Linked DNA regions of Homo sapiens: all the other regions are linked to region 4. A link is a loop called in an ENCODE intact Hi-C map of the cell type or tissue named here. Cell type or tissue: GM12878. All regions are shown on one strand. Each heading gives the region's core, and the rest is flanking DNA. Links, peaks and the distances in the headings are about the cores only.

Region 1 (5,960 bases), core at 1,255-5,254, 62 kb before region 4:
CGCCCAGCTAATTTTTATATTTTTAGTAGAGACGGGGTTTCACCGTGTTGGCCAGGATTGTCTCAATCTCTTGACCTTGTGATCCACCCGCCTCAGCCTTCCAAAGTGCTGGGATTACAGGTGTGAGCCACCGCACCTGGCCAGCTTTGAATTCTTAAAAAATGTTCAGCTGAGGCCAGACACGGTGGCTCACACCTGTGATCCCAGCACTTTGGGAGGCCGAGGCTGGTGGATCACAAGGTCAGGAGATCAAGACATCCTGGCTAACACGGTGAAACGTCGTCTCTACCAAAAATACAAAAAAATAGCCAGGCATGGTGGCGGGCGCCTGTAATCCCAGCTACTCAGGAGGCTGAGGCAAGAGAATCGCTTGAACCCGGGATGCGGAGATTGCAGTGAGCCGAGATGGCGCTACTGCACTCCAGCCTGGGCGACAGAGCCAGACTAAGTCTCAAAAAAAAAGAAAAAAGAATTCAAAGCCAATGTAACTAGAGGGCAAAAAAGAAAGAAAAATGATGTGGGGAATCTCTGAATGAATAATCATTTGTTAAAAGATTCCCCACATCATTTTTCTTACTTTTCTTGCTGTGTGCTAGGCATTATTCTAGCTAAAAGGAATACACTGGTGAACAAGACTAATAAGGTCCCTGCCTCTATGGAGTTGACATTTGGGATAGAGGTGGGTGTTGGAGATGGACAATAAACACGTGAATACATAATTACATATTTAATATGTAATTATATAGACGTATGTGCATGTGTAAATGAATGTGTTTACAAATTACAAGTACCAAGAATAAGATGCATTTTGTTCTTTGAAACAGGGTCTTGCTCTGTCACCCAGGCTGAAGTGCAGTGGTGCAATCCTAGCTCACTGCAGCCTCAACCTCTCAGGCAATCCTCCCACCTCAGCCTCCTGAGTAGCTGAGACTACAGGTGCACGCTACTACATCCAGCTAATTTTAAACAATTGTTTGTAAAGGTGGAGTTTCACCATGTTGCGCAGGCTGGTCTTGAACTCCTGGGCTCAAGTGATCCTCCCACCATGGTCTTCTAAATTGTTGGGATTACAGGTGTGAGCCACTGTGCCCGGCCTGGAGAGGGCTTTCTGAGGAAGTGACATTTGATCCAAGACTTGAACACTGAGAAAAGGCCAAATACATGAAAGCAGAAAGAAGAATGTTAACAACTGTGAAACAACAAAAGCAGATGCCCTGAGACAATAAAGAACCACTGCTGAGGAAGGAACCTAGAGGGAGCCAAAGGGAGAGGGCTGTGAAACAAAATGGGAGAGGCAGGCAAAGGCCAGATCACACAGCACTGGAGTTCATGGTGAGAACTTTGGACTTCATTTGAAATGCACTGAAAATCAAAGGCAAGATTTTACTGAAGGGAGTGTGACATTACATTTTAAAAAGATTATTCTGGGTGCAGTGTGAGGAATGCAATAGAGAAAAAACAAGATTGAAAGCAGAAAGGAAGTTAAAAGGCTTTTGGACTAATCAGGTGAGAAACTATAAGGTAGTTAAAATGAGGGTGGTGACAGTATAGATGGAAGGAAATGAACAGATTAGAAAGATACTTAAATGATAAAATTGATGGAACTTGGTGATTTGTTAGATATGAATACTAAAAGAGAAAGATGGTCCCCAAGCTCCTGAAAGGAGAAATTGGATGAATGTTGGTGCCATTCAATGGGATATTCAAGTGGAAATGTTAAATGTGCAGTTGAATATAGGCGCTCAGGCCGGGCGCGGTGGCTCACGCCTGTAATCCCAGCACTTTGGGAGGCCGAGGTGGGTGGATCATATGAGGTCAGGAGTTTGAGACTAGTCTGGCTAACATGGTGAACCCCATCGCTACTAAAAATAGAAAAACTAGCCGGGCATGGTGGTGCATGCCTGTAGCCCCAGCTACTTGGGAGGCTGAGGCTAGAGAATGACTTGAACCCAGGAGGCTTGAACCCAGGAGCCGAGATCGTGCCACTGCACTATAGCCTGGGTGACAGAGTGAGACTCCGTCTCAAAATAATAATAATAATAATAATAATAATAATAATAATAATAATAATAATAAAAGGAAAATAGGAGCTCAGAGGCTGGGCACGGTGGCTTGTGCCTGTAATCCCAGCTGTCTGGGAGGCCGAGGCCAGTAGATCGCTTGAGCTCGGGAGTTTGAGACCAGTCTGGGCAACATGGCAAAACCCCTTCTCTACAAAAAAATACAAAAATTAGCTGGTGCTTGGTGGCTCATGCCTGTAGTCCCAGACACTTGGGAGGCTGAGGTGGGAGGATGGCTTGAGCACTGGAAGTCAAGGCTGCAATGAGCCATGATCGCACCATTGCACTCCAGCTTGGGTGACAGAGTGAGACCCTCTAAAAAAAAAGGAAAATAGGAGCTCAGAGGAGAACTGGGGACATATTTATCCACAGGTGGTAATCAGAGCCATGGATGTGGTTAATAACCTGGCCAACGTGGTGAAACCCCGTTGCTAATTAAAAAATACAAAAATTGGCCGGGCATGGTGGCTCACGCCTGTAATCCCAGCACTTTGGGAGGCTGAGGTGGGCAGATCACCTAAAGTCAGAAGTTTGAGACTGGCCTGACCAATATGGTGAAACCCTGTCTCTACTAAAAATACAAAAATTAGCCTGGCGCAGTGGCGCACACCTGTAGTCCCAGCTACTCGAGAGGCTGAGGCAGGAGAATCACTGGAACCCAGGAGGCAGAGGTTGCAGTAGGCCGAGATCGCACCACTGCACTCCAGCCCGGGCAACAGAGGAAGACTCCATTTCAAAAATAAAAAATAAAAAATTAGCCAGGCATGGTGGCACACGCCTGTAATCCCAGCTACTCAGGAGGCTGAGGCAGGAGAATAACTTGAACCTGGGTGGCGGAGGTTGCAGTGAGCCAAGATTGCGACACTGTACTCCAGCCTAGGGGATAGAGTACGCACTCCAGCCTGGGGGATAGAGCGAGACTCTGTCTCAAAAAAAAAAAAAAAAGAAGAAAAGAATTAGCTGGGCCTGGTGGCAGGCGCAGCTACTGGAGAGGCTGAGGCAGGAGAATCGCTTGACCCCGGGAGGCTGAGGTTGCAGTGAGCTGAGATCGCGCCACTGCACTCCAGCCTGGACTAAGAGCGAAACTCCGTCTCAAAAAAAGACTGGCAGAAGAGCATAAACTGACAAAGGAGTCTAAAAAGAAATGAGCAGAGATGCAGGCAGAACACCAGGAGAGCATCATGTCACAGAATGCTGCTGAGAGTTAAGGAATACGAGGATTGAAAAACAGCCACTGGATGGAAAGACAAAGGGGTCATTGATAGCGTTGGGAAGAGTCATTTTGGGGGAGTGGATGAAGCTAGATTGCAGTGTCAAGGGAATAAGTACAAGTGACAGGGAGTGTAGATGACTGTGAGAAACGTAGACATAAAAGGGAAGAGAGATAGGCCACAGACTCATCCCTCCATAAATAACAGTTTTGTTATTACTATTTACTAGTCATTTTTCAAAAGCAAAACTTTGAGACATTTATTTACTTCCCCACATTACCAATTATTACATCATAATTCTGAGTGGCTGTCTTATATCTTCTCAGAAAAAGTGCACTATTGAGTGGCTGGCATCTCATAGAGAGCTTCAGTCTTTGGTCATAGCATTAGGAGCCCTTGGTTTCACAGGTCATTTAATAGATTGTTTAGGTACTTACACTTAAGATTTTCTTTCTTTTTTTTTTTTTTTGAGACTGAGTCTCGCTCTGTCGCCCAGGCTGGAGTGCAGTGGCACGATCTCGGCTCACTGCAAGCTCTGCCTCCCAGGTTCACACTATTCTCCTGCCTCAGCCTCCGGAGTAGCTGGGACTACAGGCGCCCGCCACCGCGCCCGGTTAATTTTTTATATTTTTAGTAGAGACGGGTTTTCACCATGTTAGCCAGGATGGTCTCGATCTCTTGACCTTGTGATCCACCCGCCTCGGCCTCCCAAAGTGCTGGGATTACAGGCGTGAGCCACTGCACCCGGCCTACACTTAAGATTTTCACCTAAGTATCCAATTTACTTGTTTAGTGGATTTTTTGATTAATTAATTTTTTTTGGAAACAGAATCTCACTGTCACCCAGGCTGGAGTGCAGTGGTACAATCATAGCTCACTGCAGCCTCGACCTCCCAGGCTCAAGTGATCCTCCCACCTCAGCCTCCCAAGTAGCTGGGAACACAGGCATGCACGACCATGCCCGGTTAATTTTTTTACTTTTTGTAGAGATGAGGTTTCACCATGTTGCCCAGTCTGGTTCTCGAACTCCTGGGCATAAGTGATCCACCTGCTTCGGCCTCCTAAAGTGCTAGGATTACAGGTGTGAGCCACTGTGCCCAGCCTTAATTAATTATTTTAACATTAATTTTATTTTTTTAAAAAATAAGCAGGCCAGGCATGGTGGCCCATGCCTGTAATCCCAGCACTTTGGGAGGCCGAGGCAGGCAGATCATCTGAAGTCAGGAGTTCGAGACCAGCCTGGCCAACATGGTGAAACCCCATCTCTACTAAAAATATAAAAATCAGCCGGGCGTGGTGGTGCACGCCTGTAGTCCCAGCTACTCGGGAGGCTGAGGCAGGAGAATCGTTTGAACCCGGGAAGTGGAAGTTGCAGTGAGCCGAGATCTCGCCACTGTACTCCAGCTTGGTGACAGAGCGAGACTCCGTCTCAAAAAAAAAAAAAGCAATACATCCAAATGCTTCAAAATTCAGAAAGAGGCCAGGCACGGTGGCTCACACCTGTAATCTCAGCACTGTGGGAGGCCAAGGCAGGCGGATCACCTGAAGTCAGGAGTTCGAGACCAGCCTGGCCAACATGGTGAAACTCCATCTATACTAAAAATACAAAAATTAGCCGGGTGTGGCGATGCACACCTGTAATCCCAGCTACTCGGGAAGCTGAGGCAGGAGAATCACTTGAACCTAGGAGGCGGAGGTTGCGGTGAGCCGAGATCGTGCCACTGCACTCCATCCTGGGCAAGGGGGAGACTCTGTCTCAAAAAAAAAAAAATTCAGAAAGAACTAAAAGTTCAGTGAAAGTTTACTTTTCACCGTATTCCTGAACCCCTAGTTTCCTTCCTGGGGCAGCTGTACTTTATTTAACCAGGAGCCTAGTGATGAACATTTGCTTGTTAACAGTCTTCTATTATGAATGAAACAATGGATAATCTTGTATATGTCATTTTGTGCATACGTGAGTGTCTTCAGTCTATTTCCCTAGAAGCTGAGACTGGTGGAGCTTCGTAGGCAAGTGATTTATTAGGAAAGTAGTCTAGGTAGAAATCTAGGAGGGTGAGGGAGGGAAGCAGGCCAGGGGAGGGGAAGAAGGAAAGCAAGAATGGTTTCAGGGGAAGTCTAGACTCAGCCTATTCCTACCGGGAGCCCTGAAGCATAAAGTGCAAGCAGAATCTGTCTGCCCTTAGGCAAGGGACCAGAACATTTGTACCCTACCATAGACAGTCACTGGTTAAAGCAGCACATAACTCCCATGAACTTCATGTCCAGGTGGCTCTAATCATCCAAGTCCAGTCCCCTGGGGTTGTAGGTACAAACCATTACCAGCAGCACCCACAGCTCCTGGGGGAATGGGCACCACAAAATGGTAGCAGGGATCCCCAGGGATTGAGGTGGGGACACCAACAGGTTTCTGCCACAGTGGATATGTTGATGAAAAGAGTCAAACTCTGTTAAATATTTGAAGAGATTTATTCTGAGCCAAATATGAGTGACCATGGCCCATGACACAGCCCTCAGGAGATTCTGAGAATATGCGCCCAAGGTGGTCGGGGCACAGCTTGGGTTTTTTTTTTTTTTTTTTTTTTGAGACGGAGTCTCGCTCTGTCACCCAGGCTGGAGTGCAGTGGCGTGATCTCTGCTCACTGCAAGCTCCACCTCCCAGGTTCACGCCATTCTTCTGCCTCAAGCCTCC
Region 2 (5,960 bases), core at 749-4,748, 220 kb before region 4:
TGTATTCTCAGCTACTTGGGGGGCTGAGGCATTGGATGAACCCAGGGGGTTGAGGCAGTGGTGAGCGGGAATCATGCCACTGCACTCCAGACTGTGCGACAGAGCAAGACTCCGTCTCAAAAACAAAAGAAAACCAAACAAACCAGAAAATGAACCTAATATTGTGAATATGGCATGGTGGCCAGGTCTGCTGTAGGTCAGATAAAACAGCAAGAAATAGAATATGGAAGTATAAACTGAGCCACAGCAAGAATTTTGGTTTATTTTTTTTGAGACAGGGTCTCACTATGTCATCCAGGCTAGAGTGTAGTGGCACGATCTCAGCTCACTGCCAACTCCACCTCCTGGGCTCAAGCAATTCTCTCACCACAGCTTCCCAAGCAGCTGGGACTACAGGTGAATGCCACCGTGTGGCTAATTTTTTTAATGTTTTGTAGAGATGAGGTTTCTCCATGTTGCCTAGGCTGGTCTTGAACTCCTGAGGCTCAAGCCATCCCAGCCTAAGAATTGTTTTATACACAGGGGTTACCACTGGCCAGGTGTGGTGGCTCACACCTATAATCTCAGCATGCTGAGAGGCTGAGGCAGAGTCCAGCAGTTCAAAACCAGCATGGGCAACACAGTAAGACCCAGTCTCTACAAAAAAATAAAAATAAAAATAGAAACACTAGCTAGGCGTGGTGGTACACGCCTATATTCCCAGCTACTTGGGAGGCTGAGATGGAAGGATCACTTGAGCATGGGAAGTCGAGAGTGCAGTGGACTATGGTAGTGCCACTGTACTCCAGCCTGGATGACACAGCAAGATCTGTCTCAAAAAAGGGAAAGAAAAGTGGGTTGACAATTTATTAAAGGTAAGTGGAACATCATCAGAGTGAATCAAAGTACTATTAACAGCCAATACGACAGGCATAAAAGTCTTTCAGGCCAACCCAAAAGACACATGCATGTAGATAATGTCTAGCAGGTTTCAGTATTTGCTGAATAAACAAACATTATCTGAACACCCCATTAAAGAGAAGTCCTAGGCCGGGCGCGGTGGCTCACGCCTGTAATCCCAGCACTTTGGGAGGCAGAGGCGGGCGGATCACGAGGTCAGGAGATCGAGACCATCCTGGCTAACACGGTGAAACCCCGTCTCTACTAAAAATACAAAAAATTAGCCGGGCATGGTGGTGGGCGCCTGTAATCCCAGCTACTCGGGAGGCTGAGGCAGGAGAATGGCATGAACCCAAGAGGCGGAGCTTGCAGTGAGCCGGGATAGCGCCACTGCAGTCCAGCTTGGGCGAAAGAGTGAGACTCCGTCTCAAAAAAAAAAAAAAAAGAGAAGTCCTAATGTAAACTTATAGATGGGAAAAAGTCCTGACCACTTCTGTTTCCTTTTCTATCTATGCCAACCACAGACATAGCATGATTTCATCTGTAAGCATTTCAGTACCTAAAAGACGTAGGACTTAAGAAATAAATAATATACATTAAAATACTATTCTTATACCTAAAATATATAAATTCGCTCTGGTATTTTAAATTGAAAACTTCCCTTATGGCTTTTTAAGTTCCACTTCTTATGTTCCACAAAGGAAAGTTTATTTGAAGAGTATCCACTGATATGGTTAAACTGAGTAAAGTCTATTTTTCATTGAAAACCTGACTTGCAACATAAGCATTCGAAAAATTAGAGATACCTGTAGAAAGTTAACAAACCACCAATACTAACAATTCAGTGTAAAAAGCCACTTTTCAGGAATTCCAAATGTAACACAATTTATTCAACCTGTACTAGCTCTGGCTTTCTGTCACCTTAGTCACAGAAAAAATTAGCCTATCAGTCCTTAAATAGGCTTTCTAGAATCCATTTTTCTAAGCCCAGATGGTCCTGGACCACAATACAATGGTATGACTTAATAATTTTGACTTTACAATGATGCAAAAGTGATACAGGCATTCAGCAGAAATTGTACTTTGAATTTTGATCTTTTCCCGGGCCTGTGATAGGCAGTATGATATTCTTCCACGCTGGGTGGTGGCAGCAAGCCATAGCACCCAGTCAGCCACGTGATCATGAGCATTAACAATCAATGAAAAACACACACACACACAAAAAAAACAAAAATCCCCCCTGCGGAGGCAGGCTGGTGTTGTGGGGGGTGGGGGTGGGCGGGCGTGCAGGGCTGCCCCTCCCACGGCACATTAAAAAAAACAAAAAACCAATCAATGGTGTACTGTGTTAGCTAAGTTTTTTGGATGTTGTGTTTTCCCATCCCATCATGTCTATAAAACCCCATTTTTGACTTACATTTTCTACTTAATACAGGTTATCGAAATGTAACTCCATCGTAAGCTGAGGTACATCTGTACTACTATAAACAACTAACATTTGAAAATCTGTATGTAAAGAACTATGTGGAATGCTTCATATACTTTTATCTCATTTAAGTATCACAACAAATTAACAAAGACTCGCAATCCTCCCTCTTGCAGCACAGTGGTTAGAAGGGGCAGAACAGTTCTCTATGCTTCTGTAACTGCAGTCAGCAAAAGGCCAAATGGATTCATATATTACTAAGTCCAACAGCAAAATCAAGATCAGTATCCCCAGCCCCACGGGATGACACCAAGCCAGATGAGAACACCAAACTGTGGCCATTTTATAGCCAGCAAGTATACCCCCCAAGGTGGTAAAGTCCTATGCACAATTGAAACCAAGGAGGCAGATGAGAAACTGCTTTGTGACTGTTTCTCACAGGGCTGCTTTTCTCTCACTTTGTTCTTGGAGGACCTGCAGGGTTGTCCTGCCAGAATATGGGTCAGCCTGTGATTAAGCCTAAGCTTTGCCTCCATGGTCTATGAGAAGAGCAAGTCATCAGGGCACCACGGTGAAGCTGTTCACCTACAACTCTGCCTTCCCATCTTTCATGTATCCAGCTACAAACTCTATTCAGAACCACAGGCCATCCAATCAGATATCCTAATCCATTGTACTTTGTCTTAGGCAACACTGGATTAAAAAGTGCCTGCAATCGTGATTCCCAGCAGGATGATCACACCTATTGTGGAGGACATACCAAACGTTCCCCATGCAGAGCCAAGTAAGCTAAATATATCCCAACTACCAAGCTTCACCAGTGAGAGCCACAGGGCTTTCTCCCTAAAAAAGGGAGAAATAAATTGCTCTACTTTTTCTGACTCGTTAACACAGGTACAGCATGAAGTGCTGGCAATCACACATCTTGACTGGCCAGCAGGAAGTTCAGACCAATGCAACAGACTATCATCATTCAGGCTAGAATACTGACACTAGTCTGTTGTGCCTTCAGAGCAGAGAAGCCAGAGACAAATTTTAGACCATGTTTTCTATTTGTATTATTCCCTAAAATGGGAATTAAAGACAACAGAGAACACATGAAGCGGAAGCCAGTTACCCTACGAGAATTCTGCCAAGTAATTCATTTCGGAGCCCTCTGGATACCCAACTCAAGGAAACATCTACTAAATCAAGCTTGTCCAATCCGCGGCCCATGGGCAGCATGCAGCCCAAGACGGCTTTGAATGAGGCCCAACACTAATTCATAAGCATGATTAAAACATTATGAGATTTTTTTTTTGCAATTTTTTTTAAAGCTCATTAGCTATTGTTAGTGTTAGTGTATTTTATGTGTGGCCCAAGACAATTCTTCTTCCAAAGTGGCCTAGGGAAGCCAAAAGATTGGACACACCGTGTACTAGAGGTCTGGTGATCTTAAATATCTGAAAAGCGCTGACAAGCACCCCCAAGTATACATGACACATCAGTGTGTGGCAGGCGGGTACAAACCATATTAAGACAACACTGTGTTGAGGTAAAAACTGTATTCGAAGTATCACTTCTTTTTTTTTTTTTTTTTTGAGACGAAGTCTCGCTCTGTCACCAGGCTAGAGTGCAGTGGCGTGATCTTGGCTCACTGCAACCTCCACCTCCTGAGTTTAAGCGATTCTCCTGCCTCAGCCTCCCCAGCAGCTGGGATTTCAGGCACACGCCACCACGCCCAGCTAATTTTTGTATTTTTAGTAGAGATGGCTTTTCACCATGTTGGCCAGAAGTATCGCTTCTTCATCGCTCCTATTATGAGTGAGTCAATTTTCTGCCACTGGAGATAGACAAAATGCCTTCAGTGGAACAGAAGAGTTCCTCTAAACCATGCAGTTGAGGGTAGCTGTCCAGGTTCTTGGCGTCTTGAACAAAGAACTGAACAAACCACACAAGCAAGGCAGCCAAAGCAGAGACTTATTTTAAAGGACAGCACACTCCACAGGGTGGGAGCGGGGGCAGCAGTGGCTCAAGACAGTCAAGTTACATAATTTTCTGCAGTTTAAATACTCTCTAGAGGTTTACCATGGATTCACGTTATGTAAATGAAGTAGTGGCCAGCCACTAGCCTGATTGGTTGTGGGAGGGGACCAATCAGAGGTACTTTCATTTTCTGACTGCCACTCAGCAACTTTGACACAGAAAAAGGAGGGGTTGAAAAGGGAGTAGCCGGCAGGGAGCAGTGGCTCACGCCTGTAATTCCAGCACTTTGGGAGGCAGAGGCACGCTGATCACTTGAGGTCAGAAGTTCGAGACCAGCCTGGCCAACATGGTGAAACCTCGCCTCTACCAAAAATACAAAAATTACCGCGGTGTGGTGGCAAGTGTCTGTAATCCTAGCTACTTTGGAGGCTGAGGCAGAAGAATCGGAAGCGGAGGTTACAGTGAGCCAAGATCACACCACCGCACTCCATTCTGGGCAACACAGTGAGATTCAGTCTTAAAAACAAAAAACAAAAAAACAAAACGACAAAACTACAATAAACAAGACCATATAGTACTGACACAGGACAGGCATTGATCAATGGAACAGAACCTAGAACCCAGGAGTAAACCCTCACATTTATGGTCCCTAGTAAGGAAGGATCAGAATCCAGGATATCTTAAAAACTTACAACCTGACAATCCAAAGACAACACAAATTTAAGGCCAAAAGTTTTGAATAGATACTTCTCCAAAGAAATCAACATGCACATAAAAAGATGCTTAACATGACTAATCATCAGGTAAATGCAAATCACAACCACAATGAGCTACCACTTCAGGCTCACTTCTATGGCTATAAAAGTTAAGTGTCTATGGATGTAGACCAACCATCTCTCAAACATTGCTGTATAAAATTGTGCATGTCTATTCACAATAGCAAAGACCCAGAATCAACCTAAATGCCCATCAACGGTAAACCGCATAAAGAAAACAGTACACATACACTAGGGAATACTATGCAGCCATAAAAAAAGAATGAGATCATGTCCTTTGCAGGAGCTTGGAGCTAGAGGACATTATCCTTAGCAAACTAACACAGGAAACCAAATATTGCATGCTTTCACACATAAGTGGGAGCTAAATGATGAGAACACATGGACATGTAGAGGGGCTCAACACACTGGGGCCTATAAGCAGGCAAAGCGTGGGAGGAGGGAGAGGATTTGAAAAAAAAACAACTAATTGGGTACTAGGCTTAATACCTGGGTGATTAAATAATGTTCCACAAACCCCCATGACACAACTTTACCTATACACGTACCCCCAAACCTACACACGTACCCCCAAACATAAAACAAAAGTTAAATAAAAAATAAAGTGGTAAATCTACTTTGGATAATAGCCTGGCAGTTCCTCAAAATGTTAAACAGTTATCATAACCAAGGAATTCCACTCCTAGGTATTTACCCAAAAGAAATAAAAATACACGTCTACATAAACACTATGAATGATCATAGCTGCACTATTCACAGTAGTCAAAGAGTGAAAACGTGTCAAACGTCTGTTAACTGATGGAAGAATAAGCAAAAGTGGCATATCCATACAACGGAATATCTGGTAATAAAAACGAATGAAGTAACATACATGTGTTAACATAAATGAGCCTTGAAAACATGCTGGATGAAAA
Region 3 (5,960 bases), core at 924-4,923, 150 kb before region 4:
TAAAATTTTAGAAAAGGCAAATATTGTATATAGTGATAGAAAGCAGACTGATGGTTAGATTAATGTGAAATATTTTGCCACATAATGCAATGGAAATAACATAAATAAAAATAAACAAAAAAGTCAGTGTCTATCATCAAGATAGCTTCTAAGGAAGCTTCTACTGATATTTACAATTTATTGTCTATATCAAAGGCTATTTTATTTGTGGCTTTTTGGAGAGGCCAGTGGAGATTACAGCTCTGCCAGATTACTTTTTTGTGAAGCAATTTGCAATCACATTCTTGTTATATGGAGAAAAATCCTTGTTCTTGAAGGGAATTCTTAAAGGGAAGGGATGGTTGCTGTCTTGCTCTTCTTCATTTTTCCTGCAGATATCTAATGTATATTCACTTGAAGTAAGTCTTATTTGGGGAGTGTAGCAATATGTCAAGGCACTTAACATTGTGTCAAGGGTCACAGTGCCAAGCACCATGTCAAGGCAGAGGGAAGATGATTGATGATGTATCCTGAAGAATACTGCAGTCAAAGCTTGGAGAATGAGTTGAGTGCTGTGGAAACCCTGATGACAGGGACTACAATGAGGAAGAAGACCCAGAGCAGCGAAAGCTTTGGCAATCTGGCCAGGGAGACTATTGGATAACTAGGTATCCTGGATTTATGCAAAGGCTCTACAATGAGATTACTCAGTTTATAATTTGGATTAACCTGTCGTTTCTGTGGGCTCACCCAGGAATTTTCCTTACAGTATGATGTAGGGAAATGCCTTTGACCACTCCCCTATCTCTTTATCAATACCAGGGTCACACCTCTACCTAGCCTCCTTCCTTCCTTCCTTCCTTTCTTTTCTTCTTTCTTTCTCTTTCTTTTCTTTCTTCTTTCTTTTCTTTCTTCTTTCTTTTCTTCCTTTCTTCTTTTTCTTTCTTTTTCTTTCCTTCTTGCTTCCTTCCTTCCTTTGTTCTTTCCTTACTTCTTACTTCTTTTTTTTTTTTTTTTGAGACGGAGTCTTGCTGTCACCCAGGCTGGAATGCAGTGGTACCATCCAGGCTCACTGCAACCTCTGACTCCCGGGTTCAAGTGTTTTTCCTGCCTCAGCCTCCCGAGTAGTTGGGACTACAGGGGTGCACTACCATGCCCGGCTAATTTTTGTATTTTTAGTAGAGACGGGGTTTCACCATGTTACCCAGGCTGGTCTCAAACTCCTGACCTCACGTGATCAACCCGCCTTGGCCTTTCAAAGTGCTGGGATTACAAGGGTGAGACACCACGCCTGGCCCCTTTCTTCTTTTTTTTCCTTCCTGCCTCCTTTCCTCCTTCCTTCCTTCTTTCCAGAAATTAGTGTCAGTTCATCCTGTTTCTTTTTTATTGACTAGATCGGGGTCAGAAAACTGACCTGCAGCCTGTTTTTGTATGACCCATGGGCTAAGAATGGCTTTATCTTTTTAAATGGTGGATAACAAATCCCCAACATGCCTGTCTTTTGAGTTATGCCTCTCCCAGTCCGGATCAGTTGCTTTCTACATTTGCTGTTTTTGATCCTGTGATTTTCCTTCGCCATCACTTTGCGTCTCTCCTGTTTCTTCTATTCCCTTCCCTTTCCCTCCCCTCCCCTCCCCCACTCCCCTTCCTCTCCCTCCTTCCCTCCCTCCCTTCTTTCTTTCTTTCCAGGGGAATTGGCAGGGGAGCAGGAAGTCAAATCATATGTCACCATGTGACTCTTGGGACTCCTTCTTCTCATGTTTCTTCTTCTTTGTAGTAGGGGCAGGGCCAGCAGCAGGAGCTACAGAGCCGGGGCAGCAGAGGCGGCCACAGCCTTGTGGGAGAGCACAATGGCAACTTGCCAATACCCTGGGCAATGACACCTTTAATGTTTTTTCCATTCAGCTCACTGATGATCTTGCTGCACTGGTTGCCATTGGCCTTATTGCTTATATTGTACAGGATCTTCTTGACGTCCTTGGTGCTGGGCAAGGGGTTGCCCCCGAGGGCAGCCAGTAGGTAGGAAGGACGACCTTCTGTGTCCCGGAGGAAAAGAAAGCCACACCTTCCTCTTTTAGTTTGTTTCTTTTCTTATTCCTGTGTTGCTGCTGAGAAACCCAATCCAATTCCGACTCCCCCACCACCCTTTTGTGCCACCCTTCTACCCCTTCTGGAAGCCTGAGAATCTCCTGTTTGTCCTAGATATTTTACATTTCACAATCATATGCTTTAGTGCAGGACAATTTTCATCTATTATGATGGACACTTTCAATTTGGTTCTTCTATTCTGAGTGTGTTTCTTCAACTATTTCTTTTTTTTTTTTTTTTGGAGATGGAGTCTCGCCCTGTTGCCCAGGCTGGAGTGCAGCGGCCCAGTCTCAGCTCACTGCAACCTCCGCCTCCTGGGTTCAAGCGATTCTTCTGCCTCAGCCTCCCAAGTAGCTGCGACTACAGGTGCATGCCACCACACCCAGCTAATTTTTTGTATTTTAGTAGAGACATGGTTTCACTGTGTTGCCCAGGCTGGTCTTGAACTCCTGAGCTCAGGCAATCCGCCCGCCTCAGCCTCCCAAAGTGCTAGGATTTCAGGTGTGAGCCACCACGCCCAGCCTGAACTATTTCATTGTTGATTTCTTCCCCTCTGTTTTACTCTTCCTGGAAATTCTATTATTTGGCTGCTGAACTTCATAGATTTCATAAATTTTCTTACCTTTTTTCTCTCATTTCCTATCTCCTTGTCTTTTTGCCACGCTTTCTGTGTAATTTCCTCAATTTTATCTTTCAATTCTTCATTAAAATGTTCATTTCTTATCATGTCTTTAACGTCTAAAATTTCTTCTTGTTCTCTGAATGTTCCTCTTTTTACAAAATAACATCTTGTTCTTGTTTTCAGAATGCAGTATCTTTTCTTATCTTATCTTTCTCAAGACTGAGAAATGGAAAACTACAGAAACCACAACTTGAAAAACAGTACAGAGACCACAATTTGCAAGACAGATAAACTATGTCAGCAACAGCTCAGCTTGGACCCAGGTGTTCAGGAAACAAAACCACAGACTTTTTCACAGACAGCCTTGCCTAGCCTATCGACACAGTCAGTGACTCAACTTTGCAACTTTTGACCAATTCTTTCCTGCCCTAACTCTACCCTTCCTTCCTGCCCCTCCCCCAACTCTTGTTATCCCCGCCCTAAAAGCATCCTTTGGCTAACGCCTCCTCAGTGAAACTGTATAAAACTCAAATGTTAAAGCTACTCGGCGTCCATTTGACTGACTCCATTTGCTCACTATCTCCCTTGCCTGGCACATTTCTAATAAACTAAGCTTCCTTAGTTATTGTTATTTGTTATTTGTTTGTTCTATGTTTTAACCATAACAGATTTCTTTGCTGCTCTTTTATGAGAAACTTTCTTTTTTTTTGAGACAGAGTCTCACTCCGACGGGGTTTCACCATGTTGGCCAGGCTGATCTCAAACTCCTGACCTCAAGTGATCCGCCCGCCTCAGCCTCCTAAAGTGCTAGGATTACAGGTGTAAGCCACCGGGCCTGGTCTTTTATTTATTTATTTTTTTGAGATGGAGTCTCGCTCTGTCACCCAGGCTGGAATGCAGTGGCGCTCTCGGCTCACTGTAACCTGCACCCCCTGAGTTCAAGTGATTCTCCTGCCTCAGCCTCCTGAGTAGCTGGGACTACAGGCGACCGCCACCATGCCCAGCTAATTTTTGTATTTTCAGTAGAGATGGGGTTTTACCATGTTAGCCAGGATGGTCTCGATCTCTTGACCTTGTGATACACCTCCCTCGGCCTCCCAAAGTGAGTGAGGGAGCCACCGCGCCCAACCGGCACCTGGTCTTTTATGAGAAGCTTTGACTGAACATGAGTTAGTTTTCTTTCATCCACATAGTATTCTGTTTCTCCAAGGTGCTTTCCCTGCTTGTGTGCTTTTTGTCTTGCATGATAGAGGCTTACTTTAGAGTTCTGGTAATTTTTGGTTTCTTACGATGAGGAATGAAGGACTACAGCTGATTGGAAGTTTGCAGTATATGGAGAGCTCTTGTATTTCTGAGTTTACTGTAGGGCCATTTATTTGTTGGGTAATCTTATCAGTTTCTCTTCTTTCCTCTTGGGCTGCTTTGATTCCTGAGAGAAAGGTGTGACAATCCCCTTCCTAGAGGGTAAAGATCTGGCTGACATGGTTTGGGCACTAAATGATTGATGAAGGCTGTGAGGCAGGAGGCAGGGGCTTAGCAATCAGCAAGCATGTGATTGTGTAAACCTCCATTTTTGTTTGGTATCAAAGCTCTCAGCTGTACTTGATGTTTCCCAGTCCACAGACTCCAACTTCTGCTGAAACTAGGGAGAAACAGTCATCCAGCAGCATGAGAGCAGGTAGAAGATCTGGGTCTGTTTGTGATTCTACAATATAATCATTTCTGTTTTCAATTTTTCTCTACTGTTGCCACATAATTCAGCTTTCTCAGTTCTTCTGAGTTAGTCTGCAATCATCTCTTTGCTTTTTAGCTTTCAAAGGTTTATCATCGGCCAGGTGCAGTGTGGCTCATGCCTGTAATCCCAGCATTCGGGAGGCTGAGGCAGGCAGATCACCTGAGGTCAGGAGTTCGAGACCATCCTGGCCAACATGGTGAAACCCCGTCTCTACTAAAAATACAATAATTAGCCATGTGTGGTGGCATGCGCCTGTAGTCCCAGTTACTGCAGAGGCTGAGGCAGGAGAATGGCTAGAACCCAGGAGGTGGAGGTTGCAGTGAGCCAAGCTTGTGCCACTGCAATCCAGCCTGGTGACAGAGTGAGACTCTATCTCAAAAAAAAAAAAAAAAAAAAAAAAAAAGAAAAAAGAAATGTGAAGACAGGAGATTTGAGAGGGGCCAGGGGCAGAATTATAGGGTTTGGCTGTGGCTGCACCCAAATCTCATCTTGAATTTTAGTTCCCATAGTCCCCACATGTTGTGTAAGGGACCCGGTGGGATGTAATTGAATCATGGTGGCAGTTTCTCCCATGCTATTGTTGTGATAGTAAGTTCTCACGAGATTTGATAGTTTTATAAGGAGCTTGCTGCTTCACTTGACCCTCATTCTCCTTCCTGCTGCCCTGTGAAGAAGAACATGTTTGCTTCCCTTTCCACCATGATCATCAGTTTCCTAAGGCCTCCTCAGCCATGCTGAACTGTGAGTCAGTTAAACTTCTTTCCTTTCTAAATTACCCAGTCTTGGATGTGTTCTTAGTATGAGAGTAGTATGAGAAAGGACTAATACAAGCTATTTCAATAAGCCATAAAAAGCAGTAAAAAGGCCAGACAGGGCCAGGCACGGTGGCTCATGCCTGTAATCTCAGTGCTTTGGGAGGCTGGAGGCAGGTGGACCACCTGAGGTCAGGAGTTCAAGACCAGCCTGGGCAAAATGGTGAAATGCCATCTCTACTAAAAATACAAAAAATTAACCAGATGTGGTGGCAGGCATCTGTAGTCCCAGCTACCTGGGAGGCTGAGGCAGGAGAATTGCTTGAACCCAGGAGGCAGAGGTTGCAGTGAGCTGAGATCGCGCCACTACACTCCAGCCTAGGTAACAGAGCAAGATTCTGTCTCAAAACAAAACAAAACAAAAAATGGGTCAGGCACAAAGGCTCATGCCTGTAATCCCAACACTTTGTGAGGCTGAGGTGGGAGGATCACTTGAGTCCCAGTATTTAAGACCAGCCTGGGCAACATAATGAGACGCATCTCTATTTATATAATCAAAAAAGAAAAAAGAAAAAAAAGGCAATATTCCTTTAACAGTGTGAGTGTCTCAATGAAATGGAATGGAAATCAGGTATTTCCATTCCCCTAGAGTTGTTTTTTTTTTTTTTTTCTCCCTCTGTTGCCCAGGCTGGAGTGCAGCGGCTCGATCTCTGCTCACTGCAACTTCTGCCTCCCGGGTTCAAGCGATTCTCCTGCCTCAGCCTCCTGAGTAGCTGGGATTACA
Region 4 (5,960 bases), core at 613-4,612:
CCATCCCCTTTCCAATTCCCCATCCTGCTGAGAGCCACTTTTATCACACAGTAAAATCTTCCATATACACTACCCTTCAAAAAGTTTATGTGACCTGATTCTTCCTGGACTCTGAATAAGAATTCGGGTGTCAAGAAGGGCAGGTGCAGAAGGCTGTCAGCCTGGGCTGTTAACACTTAGCCATCCACGGACTGCAGGCTGAGTGAAACAAGCCACTCCAGTTCCTGCCCACAAAGGGGGTCAAGGTCAAGACTTGACCTTGAACTATGAACTATCCTGTCTCATTCTCATCCTATCTTACATATCTTTTAACCTTTTTTTCATATTTTCCATTTCCTTGTTTCTCCCTGTGCATTCTGGATCAGTTATTTAGATATATTTTCTGGTTCACAAATTCTCACTTGAGTTATCTAATCTGCTAGTTCATCCCTCCACTGAGTTCCTACCACCACTTCCCCATCCCCGACCTCATTTTTTTTTTTTTTTTTTTTTTTTTTGTTTTGAGACGAAGTCTCGCTCTGTGGCCAGGCTGGAGTGCAGTGGTGCGATCTCGGCTCACTGCAACCTCCTGCCTCAGCCTCCCAAGCAGCTGGGATTATAAGGCGCACACTGCCACACCTGACTAATTTTTGTCTTTTTAGTAGGGATGGGGTTTCATCATGTTGGCCAGGCTTGTCTTGAATTCCAGACCGCAAATGATCCACCCTTCGGCCTCCCAAAGTGGTGGGATTACAGGCATGTGCCATCATGCCTGGCTAATTTTTGTATTTTTGTAGTGACGGGGTTTTGCCATGTTGACTGGGCTGGTCTCAAACTCCTGATCTCAAAGGATCCACACGCCTTAGCCTCACAAAGTGCTGGGATTACAGATGTGAGTCACCCCATTATATTTTTAATTCCTGGTTCTTTTTGGATTGTTTCCAAAATGTTTCTGTTCATTCCTGTTTCTAGTTGAAGGCTCACTTTTTAAATTATATACTTCTTTAAACACTTCATACACAGCTGTTTTATGTCGTATATATGTAATTATAATTCTAATACTAGAAATATTTGAGAAATCTAAATCAGTTGTTTCTGCTGACTCTCACAGTGATTGCCTTCTTGTGTGTTTGGTAATCCAGTTTGTGAGTTGATGGCTTCATCATAATCTGTGGGAGTCCTCTGTACCAAACTTGGAAAGTTCTCCTCCAGACAAGGTCGGTTTTCATTCCTGTCTGTAATGTTGAGGCTTAGAAACCAATTCCCCAAAATATGGCATGTTTACATCCTGAACTAAGAAGACTCAAGGTCTCTCTGATCTACCCACCCCTCACCAGCTCTTCCAAAGAGGCTCAAGTTCCTTTACCTGCCTAAGCTCCAGACCCACCAAGGAGAACAATAGTTTTCTTCCCTTCCCTGGGAAACCTGCCCAATTGTCCTGTAGAGGTGATGTTTATGGTTCTTTTTAATAAACATAGAAATTTATCCTCCTGGTCTTAAAACTTGAGAAAATTACATCTGTCTTATCTGAGTTGCTTTCTCAGAAAAGAAACCATCAGTCCTCCCAGACAGTATCAAGGAGCTGAAACTTACCAGATCATCACATCTGGACAAAGGGAGCCAGACGCCTCACCAATCATGACTGCCTGCTTCCTGTTGACCCCTTTCTCTTCCTTACCCCTCCCTAAAATTCCCGTTTTTCCACACATAGTTACATTTCTTCCCTGCTATACAAATCCCAAATTTTAGACAGTCAGGGAGTTGGATTTGGGACTGATCTCCCATCTCCTCTGCTGCAGCACTGGATTACAGCCTTCTTCCCTGGCAATACTCATTGTCTTAATGATTGGCTTTCTGTGAGGGGAGCAACAGGACCTAGACTGAATCTTGGGTGTTTTGGTAACATCTGTAAGACCGAAAATGTAACCACACCTAAACAGACCCTTTTTCAAGATAATGACTGACTCTCTCCAAGGATCATTTAAATTCCAAAGAGAACTACCTACAAGTTAATTTCTGTTCCCTGATCCAGTCATTCTCCCTAGCAATCATTTATTACCCCTCATCTAATCTAATCCCAAACCCTAAATCTAATAAAATACTTCTAAAATCTGCACCCCTAATGCCCTCCCACACTCAACCATTCCACTTACTTTGTAATTTAGAGAGGCCTAAATTTTGTTAAAATAGAGGCACAGCTAATAGATGTTTGTTACACTTACTTTCTTTCCCTTTGACATTTTCATCTACCAGGCATGATTACGTAACATAGTCCTTTTTTTTTTTTTTGTGATGAAGTCTTGCTCTGTCGCCCAGGCTGGAGTACGGTGGTGCGATCTCAGCTCACTACAGCCTCTGCCTCCCGGGTTCAAGCAATTCTCCTGCCTCAGCCTCCCGAGTAGCTGGGATTGCAGGCGTGTGCCACCACGCCCGGCTAATTTTTTGTATTTTTAGTAGAGGCGGGGTTTCACCATGTTGGCCAGGCTGGTCTCGAACTCCTGACCTCAGGTGATCTGCCAGCCTCTGCCTCCCAAAGTGCTGGGATTATAGGCATTGAGCCACTGCCTGGCCAACACGGTGAAACCCCGCCTCTACTAAAAATACAAAAAATTAGCCAGGCGTGGTGGCACATGCCTGTGATCCCAGCTACTCGGGAGGCTGAAGCAGGAGAATCGCTTGAACCCAGGAGGCGGAGGTTGCAGTGAGCCCAGGTTGTGCCACTGCACTCCAGCCTCGGCGACAGACCAAGACTCTGTCTCAAAAAAAAAAAAAAAAAGAAAAAGAAACAATGATCTTTAAGTCATGCAGACTGCCTTTGTATTTTCCAGAAGTTGGATCAACTGAGGAGTGCAAGCAGTTTCAATCACCAGGGAGCTCACCTCTTAAGCTGTAGGCGTAGTTGAATGATAGCCCATCATTGTTCTCTTGTTTGCTTTTCTATAATTGCTTATTGCTCAGGAGTTATGTAACAGGCAGTCACAAGCGCTATTGTGAAACCTGAGACTGATCTCTGAGATATTTTTCAGACTTTGCCTTCAGGTGAATCAACTGACACCAGCTTGAACAGTGACCGTGACTGCAACAAAGGAACTGACTCAACCGGTCCTCTGACCACTCCCCTGCAGGAAATGACTCAGCACATGAAGACAGTTTCAACACTCCTATGATTTCATCCCCCAACCAATCCACAACATCTGTTTCCTAATGCCCTACCTGCCAAATCATCCTTAAAAACCTTAGCCTCTGAATTCTTGGTGAGGTGGATCTGGGAAATGTATCCCGTCCTCCTCACTCTATTGCCTTGCAATAATCAAACTCTTTCTCTGCTGCAACTCCTGCTGGCTCAGTGTTTTGGTTTTATCTGTGCAGTGGGCAAGAACCAGTCAGGTGGTAACAGTTCTGATTGTTACTTTTGGGTGATTTCCCCTACAAAGAGGAAAAATACTAATTTTGAACCACCATATTCAATTCTTAAGGCTTCCTATATTCTTAGTGATAATGTCATTTTTGAAGATAACATATTTCAAAGTACAGTAGCTTTGAAGTATATTTGTATTTTGAAGATACATGTACTTGAAAAATTGAGTTTGGCAATGTGTTTCCACTAACATTAATTTAACAGGTAAGGCCGGGCGCAGTGGTTCACGCCTGTAATCCCAGCACTTTGGGAGGCCAAGGTGGGCAGATCACGAGGTCTAGGAGTTCGAGACCAGCCTGGCCAATATGGTGACACCCTGTCTCTACTAAAAATACAAAAATTAGCTGGGCGTGGTGGCTCGCACCTGTAGTCCCAGCTACTCGGGAGGCTGAGGCAGAAGAATCGCTTGAGCCTGGGAGGCGGAGGTTGCAGTGAGCCGAGATGGTGCCACTGCACGCCAGCCTGGGTGACAGAGCGAGACTCCGTCTCAAAAAAAAAAAAAATTTACCAGGTAAAAGTCATCTTGGTTTAAAATATTTTCACAACACTTTAATTTTTCATGTGGTTACCAGTGTGGCCTTATATCGCCAATGTTTAAAAAAATGTTATGGACTCCTGCCTCAGCCTCCCAAGTGGCTGGGACTACAGGCGCCGGCCACCATGCCTGGCTAATTTTTTGTATTTTAAGTAGAGACGGGGTTTCAGTGTGTTAGCCAGGATGGTCTCTATCTCCTGACCTCGTGATCTGCCCACCTCAGCCTCCCAAAGTGCTGGGATTACAGGGGTGAGCCACCGTGCCTGGCCAGAGGATAGTAGAAAATGAGAAGATTAATGCAGAAAAGTCATCAAAGCAGAAGGTAGATCTCCAGTCTTTGCCAACTCGTGCCTACCTGGATCAGACAGTTGTGCCTATCTTATTACAGGGACTTGCTGTGCTTGCAAAGGAAAGATGAGGAAACAGACTTGGAGAGGTTAAGTGACATGCTCAAGACAACACTGCTGGGTCTTGCTACGTACGTTGACCAGGTTGGAATGCAGTGGCGTGATCATGGCTCACTGTAGCCTCGACCTCATGGGCTCAAGTGATCCTCCCGCCTCTGCCTACCAAGTAGCTAGGACCACAGGCGAAGCCACCATGCCCGGATAATTAAAAAATAAAAAATTTATAGAAAAAAATGTTATCGAGGACTTTGAAAGTATTTCACTAAACCAAAACATAGTGATGAAAATAGTAATGTGAATATTAAAGTAGAGAATGTCACAAATATAAAAAATTAACAAGAGCCCCATTTTCACTGAGGAAATAGGTGAATATGATAATTTTATAGAAACAAGTAAAGAAAAATGTGAATAGAAGTATGAAAGTGGATATCTGAAAATGAGCAATCCAGCTACTCTTTTTTTTACACCATGTTTATCTTTTAAGTAAGTCTGTCAAGTTTTGACATGAAGTTAATGATGCTTTCATTTTGATTTTTTTTTTCTTTTCTTTTTTTTGAGATGGAGTCTCGCTCTATTGCCCAGGCTGGAGTGCAGTGGCGCGATCTTGGCTCACTGCAACCTCCACCTCCCAGGTTCACGCCATTCTCCTGCCTCAGAGTAGCTGGGATTACAGGCGCCCGCTGCCAGGCCCGGCTAATTTTTTGTATTTTTAGTAGAGACAGGGTTTCACCATGTTAGCCAGGATGGTCTCGATCTCCTGACCTTGTGATCCACCCACCTCGTTCTCTCAAAGTGCTGGGATTACAGGCGTGAGCCACCGCGCCCGACCTTCATTTTGATTTCTAACAAAACACTGAGCACTGGTAAACCAATTAAATTTTTCATTTCTAAAACAAAACAGCATAGTAAAAAATTAAATAATTCTTTTGCTAAAGTCAGAAAGAGGCCAAAACTAGATATCCATTCAGATTTGCACTTCTTATATCCTAAAACAGACAGTTCTTACTGCTGTCAAAAGGTTTGTAAAAACCTAATGTGAAATTATTCAAAATATGCTCAGAGAGAAAGCAAAACACACTGCTACTGGAAAATTACATTGTCAAGTGACTCATCTGACATTGTGTAACATTAGTAGCATTCATTATGAAAGAGGAATTACGGTCTTGTGTGCATGCTAGCAAATATCCTGTTCAGAATTGGATAAAGCCACCGACACTTGCCATCTGCCACAAAACATCCCCTATCAAGCTTGCCAACCATCTTTATCTTGCCAAATCTAATGATTTGTTCTCTATCCAAATCACAGTTAATTTCTCAGTAGTAGCTGACCATTATTTTCTTTTTGAAACACTTTCTTCTTGAAGTTTTCCTGAAGCCACACTGTTTCCCCTCTTTATCACTGGCTGCTTCTTCTCAATCTCCTTGCTAGTACCTGCCTCTTTTTTCTCCTCATCTTCTAAATATTAGGACTCTCTAGAGCTGGGTCCTTGATGCTCTTCTGTTTTTTGTGTACATTCTTTCCCTATTTAATCTCAGTCAGTCCCATAGCTTTATGACAAGCATGTTACGGATTCCCAAATGAATACCTAGAGCCCTGTTTTCTTCCCTGAACTCTGAATTC
Region 5 (5,960 bases), core at 1,297-5,296, 67 kb after region 4:
ACAGATCATGGATTTAAGATAAATGCCTAGTTGATGTGATTTCAGACACCAGGAAAGCTTAATGACACTAAATGATTAATGAGTGCAATGAGCTTAATCACACTAAATGATTGCAATGAGCTGAGATCACGTCATTGCACTCCAGCTTGGGCAACAAGAGTGAAACTCCGTTTCCAAAAAAAAAAAAATAATAACAAATGCGGTTGAGCATTCCTTTTTTCTTTCTTTCTTTCTTTTTTTTTTGATAATGAGTCTTGCTCTGTCGCCCAGGCTGGAGTGCAGTGGTGCAATCTTGACTCACTGCAACCTCCGCCTCCCAGGTTCAAGTGATTCTCCTGCCTCAGCCTCCCAAGTAGCTGGGATTACAGACGCCCGCCACCAGGTCTGGCTAATTTTTGTATTTTTAGTAGAAATGGTGTTTCACCATGTTGGCCAGGCTGTTGTCGAACTCCTGACCTCAGGTGATCTGCCCGCCTTGGCCTCCCAAAGTTCTGGGATTACAAGCGTGAGCTACCACGCCCAGCTGTTTGAGCGTTCTATAGTGGAAAAAATGTGAAAGTCATGGTATTAACTAAATTTTCATTTAAGAGTGTGGGAAGAATGATCCTTCAATGGACAGCTTTGGAGGGACCAAGGGAGACAAAAGTAGAATTGCTGTTAATGTTGAACCTTAAGAGCCATCTTTGTTCAACATACAAATTAAAATACCATTATAGGCCAGGCGAAGTGGCTCACGCCTGTAATCCCAACACTTTGGGAGGCTGAGGTGGGCAGACCACTTGAGGTCAGGAGTTCAAGACCAACCTGGCCAACATGGTGAAACCCTGTGTCTACTAAAAATACAAAAATTAGTTGAGTGTGGGGCTGGGTGCCTGTAATCCCAGCTACTTGGGAGGCTGAGGCAGGAGAATAGCTTGAACCTGGAAGGCAGAGGTTACAGTGAGCCAAGATCTCCGCACTGCACTCCAGCCTGGGCAAGAGTGGGCAGGACTCTATCTCAAAAAAAAAAAAATAATAATTATGGAAAACAAAATTTATAAAAATCTAAAAGATATGTGATATAAATGTAACTCACTTAAGAAGCATCTTAGATTTTGTATTCCCCGTATGTTTCAGAGCAATTCTATTGGTTTTACCTTCGTATTTTTATGTTGGTGATGAGAAAACACTTAACCATTTGTAGGTTTCAGTAATTGAAATAATACTTTCTGGTAGTATTTTTCAAATAGACCCCAGGACCCATTTACATTCTTAAAAATTATTGAGGATCCCAGGCCGGGCGCGGTGGCTCACGCCGGTAATCCCAGCACTTTGCGAGGCCAAGGCAGGTGGATCACAAGGTCAGGAGATCGAGATCATCCTGGCTAACACGGTGAAACCCTGTCCGTACTAAAAATACAAAAAAATTAGCCGGGCATGGTGGCGGGCGCCTGTAGTCCCAGCTATTCAGGAGGCTGAGGCAGGAGAATGGCATGAACTTGGGAGGCCGAGCTTGCAGTGAGCCAAGATCGCACAACGGCACTCCAGCCTGGGCAATAGAGTGAGACTCCATCTCAAAAAAAAAAAAAAAATCACTGAGGATCCCCAAAGAGTTTTTGTTTATGTATATTTGTTAAATTAAAATTTCTATTAAAACAGATAAATTTTAATAGACATTCATTTTTTAAAAATCGTAAATCTATTACCTAGAAAAGAGATATATTTTCATTCAGATCATCACTTTTCAGATCATTGTGGATACTCTTCTTTGATACCCCAAAACTCAGCAAGTGGTAATTTCTTATGGGTTGTTGCAATGTGGAACTTGAAAACATATCAATGAACTTTGCGTACATTTTGTTATGATGCACTTTTCATACATTTGTGTTATGATGCACTAGTCTGTCTTGAATTTTGAGTTGATCTTTACCAATGCATGATTTTGTAACATCATGCATTGGCAGTTCGGAAAATATTGGTTCTCTGAGTTATATAGATCTTTTAAATATTGACACATTTTATTATCCAAAACAAAAATCAGTTGTTAACATAATAACTGATGTCATTAGAAAGGTCCTGGATAGCTTTCAAGATCACAGTGGCAGCTACGAGGCTTCCAAAATTCACTTGAAAGCTAAAGCTTTATCACTGACAACAAATTCTGTCATTTGTTTTCTTTGAAATGACAGCCTCATTTCTTCTATTTTCATGAAATAGTCTGCCAAGTACTCAAATAAGAATAACCTTACACTGTAGTCATTGTATTAGTCCGTTTTCACACTGCTGATACAGACATACCCAAGACTGGGTAACTTATAAAGAAAAAGAGGTTTAATGGACTCACAGTTCCACGTGGCTGGGGAAGCCTCACAATCATGGCTGAAGGCGAAAGGCACGTCTTACAGGGTGGCAGGCAAGAGAGAATGAGAGCCAAGAGAAGGGGTTTCCCCTTTTAAAACCATCAGATCTCATGAGACTTATTTACTATCATAAGAACAGCACAGGAAAGACTTGCCCCCATGATTCAATTACCTCCCACCGGGTCCCTCTCACGACACATGGGAATTGTGGGAGCTACAATTCAAGATGAGATTTGGGTGGCGACACAGTCAAACCATATCAATCATTCTTTTAAAAAGTAAAAATGGTGTTCCATGAGAAAAGTAACTAGTTCAGTTCACAACCCTGAAAGGGTCTCAGACTACAGAATATGCAGACTACACTTTGGGAACCACTGCTTTATGGTAAAGAAAAATTATCAGTCAACTTCAACATTTGCAGCAAGAATAGCATATCATTTTCTGGCCAGGTGTGGTAGCTCACGCCTGTAGTCCTGCACTTTGGGAGGCCAAGGCAGGCAGATCACTTGAGATTAGGAGTTTGAGACCAGCCTGGCCAATATGGTGAAACCCCCTCTCTACTAAAAATACAAAAATTAGCTGGGCATGGTGGCGCACGCCTGTAATCCCAGCTACTCTGATGGCTGACGCATGAGGATCACTTGAGCCTGGGGGGCAGAGGTTGCAATTAGCCAAGATTGTGCCACTGCACTCCAGCCTGAGTGACAAGGTGAGACACTGTCTCAAAAAAAAAAAAAAAAAGAATAGCATACCCCTTTCAAATCACTTCTTATATTTTTGTGTGGCTGCCAGAAGTAGTGGAAGTAGACATTGAAATGGCAGGAGTTCAAAATATTTGGAATAAAAATATTTTTGATCTGGAAGATCACAGTTGGTAAATGCTGGACTAGGTGTTACCGTTACATGATCTAAAAATGACCTTTGGGGCCCTGTGTTGTTTACTTCTTCACAGCAACCAGGACTGTTAGCTCAAAAGCCCATCATCACCAAATCAAATGTTTACACATCCAATTGTTTAAGTATAGCCTAAATAACCAAATTATTAGCCATCTATCTAGAGCCCACCTGCTTTACATACCCTGCAAACTACACTCAACGTCTACTATCCATAGATAAAAACCCCAGGCTATAAAAGACCCCAAATCACTGCTGCCCTTTGGAGCTCTGTAACCCAGAGACACCCCCCCACCCGCCCCGCCGATCTTGCTGCTAAACAACGTCATGACACATACACCCTCTCTCTAGTCCTCCAGGAATTCTCTTACCCTCCCCCTTCTGAGTAGTGGCCGCCCTACACTGTCGCTGCCTTTGGAAGGTCTCATGCTGTGAGGGACTTCCCGGCATACAAACCTGTCAAAGCGCTGTCCAAAGAGAGCTTGTTGTGTCCCACTGCCACCTTGTGGTCACATCTTTTTCTTTGTTCTGCCCTGAAATCCTTCAGATTCACTGCAGTTACATGGTGTGCCATAACATAAAACAAAAAGTGTTTATATGTCCAAAAAGTTTGTGAAGGGCAACATGCCACTATTATGAATGTTAATTTGTCAAAGGCTCTGAGAAATACTATAGCTAAGAAACTGTTTAACTTCGTTTGTCCAAGCATTTCCAAATTTCTAGCACAGAACACTTTTTTGATTACCCTAGCCAACTCCATCACATTTTAAAATGTTATTTTTCTGATCCCTGATTTCACAGAATAGGAAAGTGAGATATTGAAATGTTATTTGTGTCAGGGTGCGGTGGCTCATGCCTGTAATCCCAGCACTTTGGGAGGCCAAGGTGGGTGGATCGCTTGAATGCAGGAGTTTGACACCAGCCTGGGCAACATAGAGAAACCCTGCTTCTATAAAAAATTGTTTTAATTAGCTGGGCATGGTGGTGCACACCTATAGTCCCAGCTACTCGGGAGGCTGAGGTGGGAGGATCGCTTGAGGCCCCAGGGGTTTGAAATCAGCCTGCACAACATTAACTGAGACTTGCTGTCTAATAAAATAATAATAGTGCTAAGACTAAAACTAAAATCTTAAGATACAGTAAAACGAACGCTGATCCCATCCACGCCATCTCTCCAGAACATCGAATAAATCACTTAACTCTTATGGATCTCGACTTTGCCTTGTGCATAATGGCCAATTATCATAACATTGAGAGATCTAATATTAATAATAATGCAAGAGGCCGGGCATGGTGGCTCACGCCTGTAATCCCAGAACTTTGGGAGGCCGAGGCAGGTGGATCACCTGAGGTCAGGACTATGAGACCAGCCTGACCAACATGGTGAAACCCTGTCTCTACTAAAAATACAAAAATTAGCCAGGCATGATGATGTATGCCTGTAATTCCAGCTACTCAGGAGGCTAAGGCAGGAGAATTGCTTGAACGCAGGAGGCAGAGGTTGCAGTGAGCCAAGGTCATGCCACTATACTCCAGCCTGAGCAACAAGAGCGAAACTTCGTCTCAAAAAAAATAAATAAAAATAATAATGCAAGAGTTCATACAATATATTCTACCTTGAGTCATCACATCAAAAAAAATAAATTTTTTAAATAGTTCATATAAAATGGCTTTTATTAATAAACTAAAGAGAAAAAAGCTGAAGAAATTTTAACTACCCAGATCACTTCTACTCTTCCCACTTAACCATCAGTACCCCTAAATCTTCTATAATGATATATTTTTGCTAACATCATTGAATGGAAGTAAAGTGGGCTAACATGTTCACCTTATATTTGATTTTTAATTTCTTCTTTTTCCAAGGAAGATAAATGCTGGTTGTGTTTGTGGGGGTTTTTTGTTTGATACATGGAAGGCCTTTCTTCTTTCGTGACACCTTATATAACATGATTCCTCTTATATATTCATATGGTTGCTCACATATGAGTATTTAAGACCATAAAATTTATATTATATAGAAAGTATTTACTATACTTGCATATGCATGTGCAATTATAATATTGTTACCCTCAAAGCAACCTGACTCCCAGATTAGCACTGCTCACTGTAATTTCCCATCAGATCTCCTGAATTAACCTATTTTCTCGACTATGTTTCTAAGTATTTATAAAATTTCTTAACCTTAGTTAGAATAAAACATAACTTCACATTATGAATTAGGACTTGAAACTGTTAGAAGTACTCTGAGTTGGTTTCTGCAGAAGAGATAAAAACTAAGCTGCTATTAGAAATATGAAAATTATGGTTTTGGCTGTGTATGGTGGCTCACGCCTGTAATCCCAGCCCTGTGGGGGGGCCGAGGCAGGCGGATCACCTGAGGTCAGGAGTTTGAGACCAGCTTGGCCAACATGGTGAAACCCCGTCTCTACTAAAAATACAGAAATGAGTCGGGCGTGGTGACGGGTGCCTATAATCCCAGGTATTTGGGAGGCTGAGACAGGAGAATTGCTTGAACCCGGGAGGCGGAGGTTGCAGTGAGCCAAGATCACACCACTACACTCCAGCCTGGGCAACAAAGAGCAAAACTCCATCTCAAAAGAAAAGAAAAGAAAAGAAAATTATAGTTTTATAGATGTTACAACAGCATGAAAATAATTTTTAAACTTACTAAATCTTTTTTTTTTTTTTGAGATGGAGTTTCACTCTTTGTTGCCGCCTGGAGTGTAG

What was found. A loop is a pair of places that touch in the nucleus more often than their neighbours do. Peaks named below come from ENCODE experiments on the same cell type or tissue, not always from the same donor. Only the 100,000 strongest peaks of a DNase experiment are listed, where the experiment ranks them.
Region 1: a loop joins it to region 4, with 4 times the contacts of the local background. A loop is called at or near these places in 7 of 110 quality-filtered maps.
Region 2: a loop joins it to region 4, with 3 times the contacts of the local background. A loop is called at or near these places in 17 of 110 quality-filtered maps.
Region 3: a loop joins it to region 4, with 6 times the contacts of the local background. A loop is called at or near these places in 8 of 110 quality-filtered maps.
Region 5: a loop joins it to region 4, with 4 times the contacts of the local background. A loop is called at or near these places in 6 of 110 quality-filtered maps.

Annotation. Positions count from the first base shown.
Region 1 is chr12:31,808,812-31,814,771 of GRCh38, reverse strand. No RefSeq gene overlaps it. Among named protein-coding and RNA genes, the nearest start is that of H3-5, 19 kb to the right of the region's middle. In GM12878, for the core only: a CTCF peak has its summit at 1,255; a DNase peak (open chromatin) is centred at 3,401; H3K4me3 peaks cover 613 bases; H3K27ac peaks cover 2,168 bases.
Region 2 is chr12:31,963,815-31,969,774 of GRCh38, reverse strand. The region is part of intron 2 of RESF1 (retroelement silencing factor 1); the gene reads right to left. Among named protein-coding and RNA genes, the nearest start is that of RESF1, 7.4 kb to the right of the region's middle. RefSeq lists an enhancer at 2,584-2,653. In GM12878, for the core only: no CTCF peak of the experiment used is centred there; a DNase peak (open chromatin) is centred at 2,767; H3K4me3 peaks cover 487 bases; H3K27ac peaks cover 1,063 bases.
Region 3 is chr12:31,893,864-31,899,823 of GRCh38, reverse strand. It overlaps the pseudogene RPLP2P4. Among named protein-coding and RNA genes, the nearest start is that of LINC02422, 9.6 kb to the right of the region's middle. RefSeq lists a silencer at 3,743-3,842. In GM12878, for the core only: no CTCF peak of the experiment used is centred there; a DNase peak (open chromatin) is centred at 3,113; H3K4me3 peaks cover 568 bases; H3K27ac peaks cover 3,103 bases.
Region 4 is chr12:31,746,484-31,752,443 of GRCh38, reverse strand. LOC105369724 (a long non-coding RNA gene) reads left to right here. Exons shown (of 4, transcript XR_931501.3): 3 at 1,091-1,196; 4 at 3,006-3,311. Among named protein-coding and RNA genes, the nearest start is that of AMN1-AS1, 20 kb to the right of the region's middle. RefSeq lists enhancers at 2,468-3,052, 2,915-3,209, 3,061-3,240, 3,261-3,330, 3,053-3,638 and 1 more. In GM12878, for the core only: no CTCF peak of the experiment used is centred there; a DNase peak (open chromatin) is centred at 3,043; H3K4me3 peaks cover 905 bases; H3K27ac peaks cover 4,000 bases.
Region 5 is chr12:31,680,084-31,686,043 of GRCh38, reverse strand. The region is part of intron 6 of AMN1 (antagonist of mitotic exit network 1 homolog); the gene reads left to right. Among named protein-coding and RNA genes, the nearest start is that of ETFBKMT, 23 kb to the right of the region's middle. RefSeq lists a silencer at 3,508-3,597. In GM12878, for the core only: a CTCF peak has its summit at 3,733 (motif pointing left); DNase peaks (open chromatin) are centred at 3,373 and 3,733.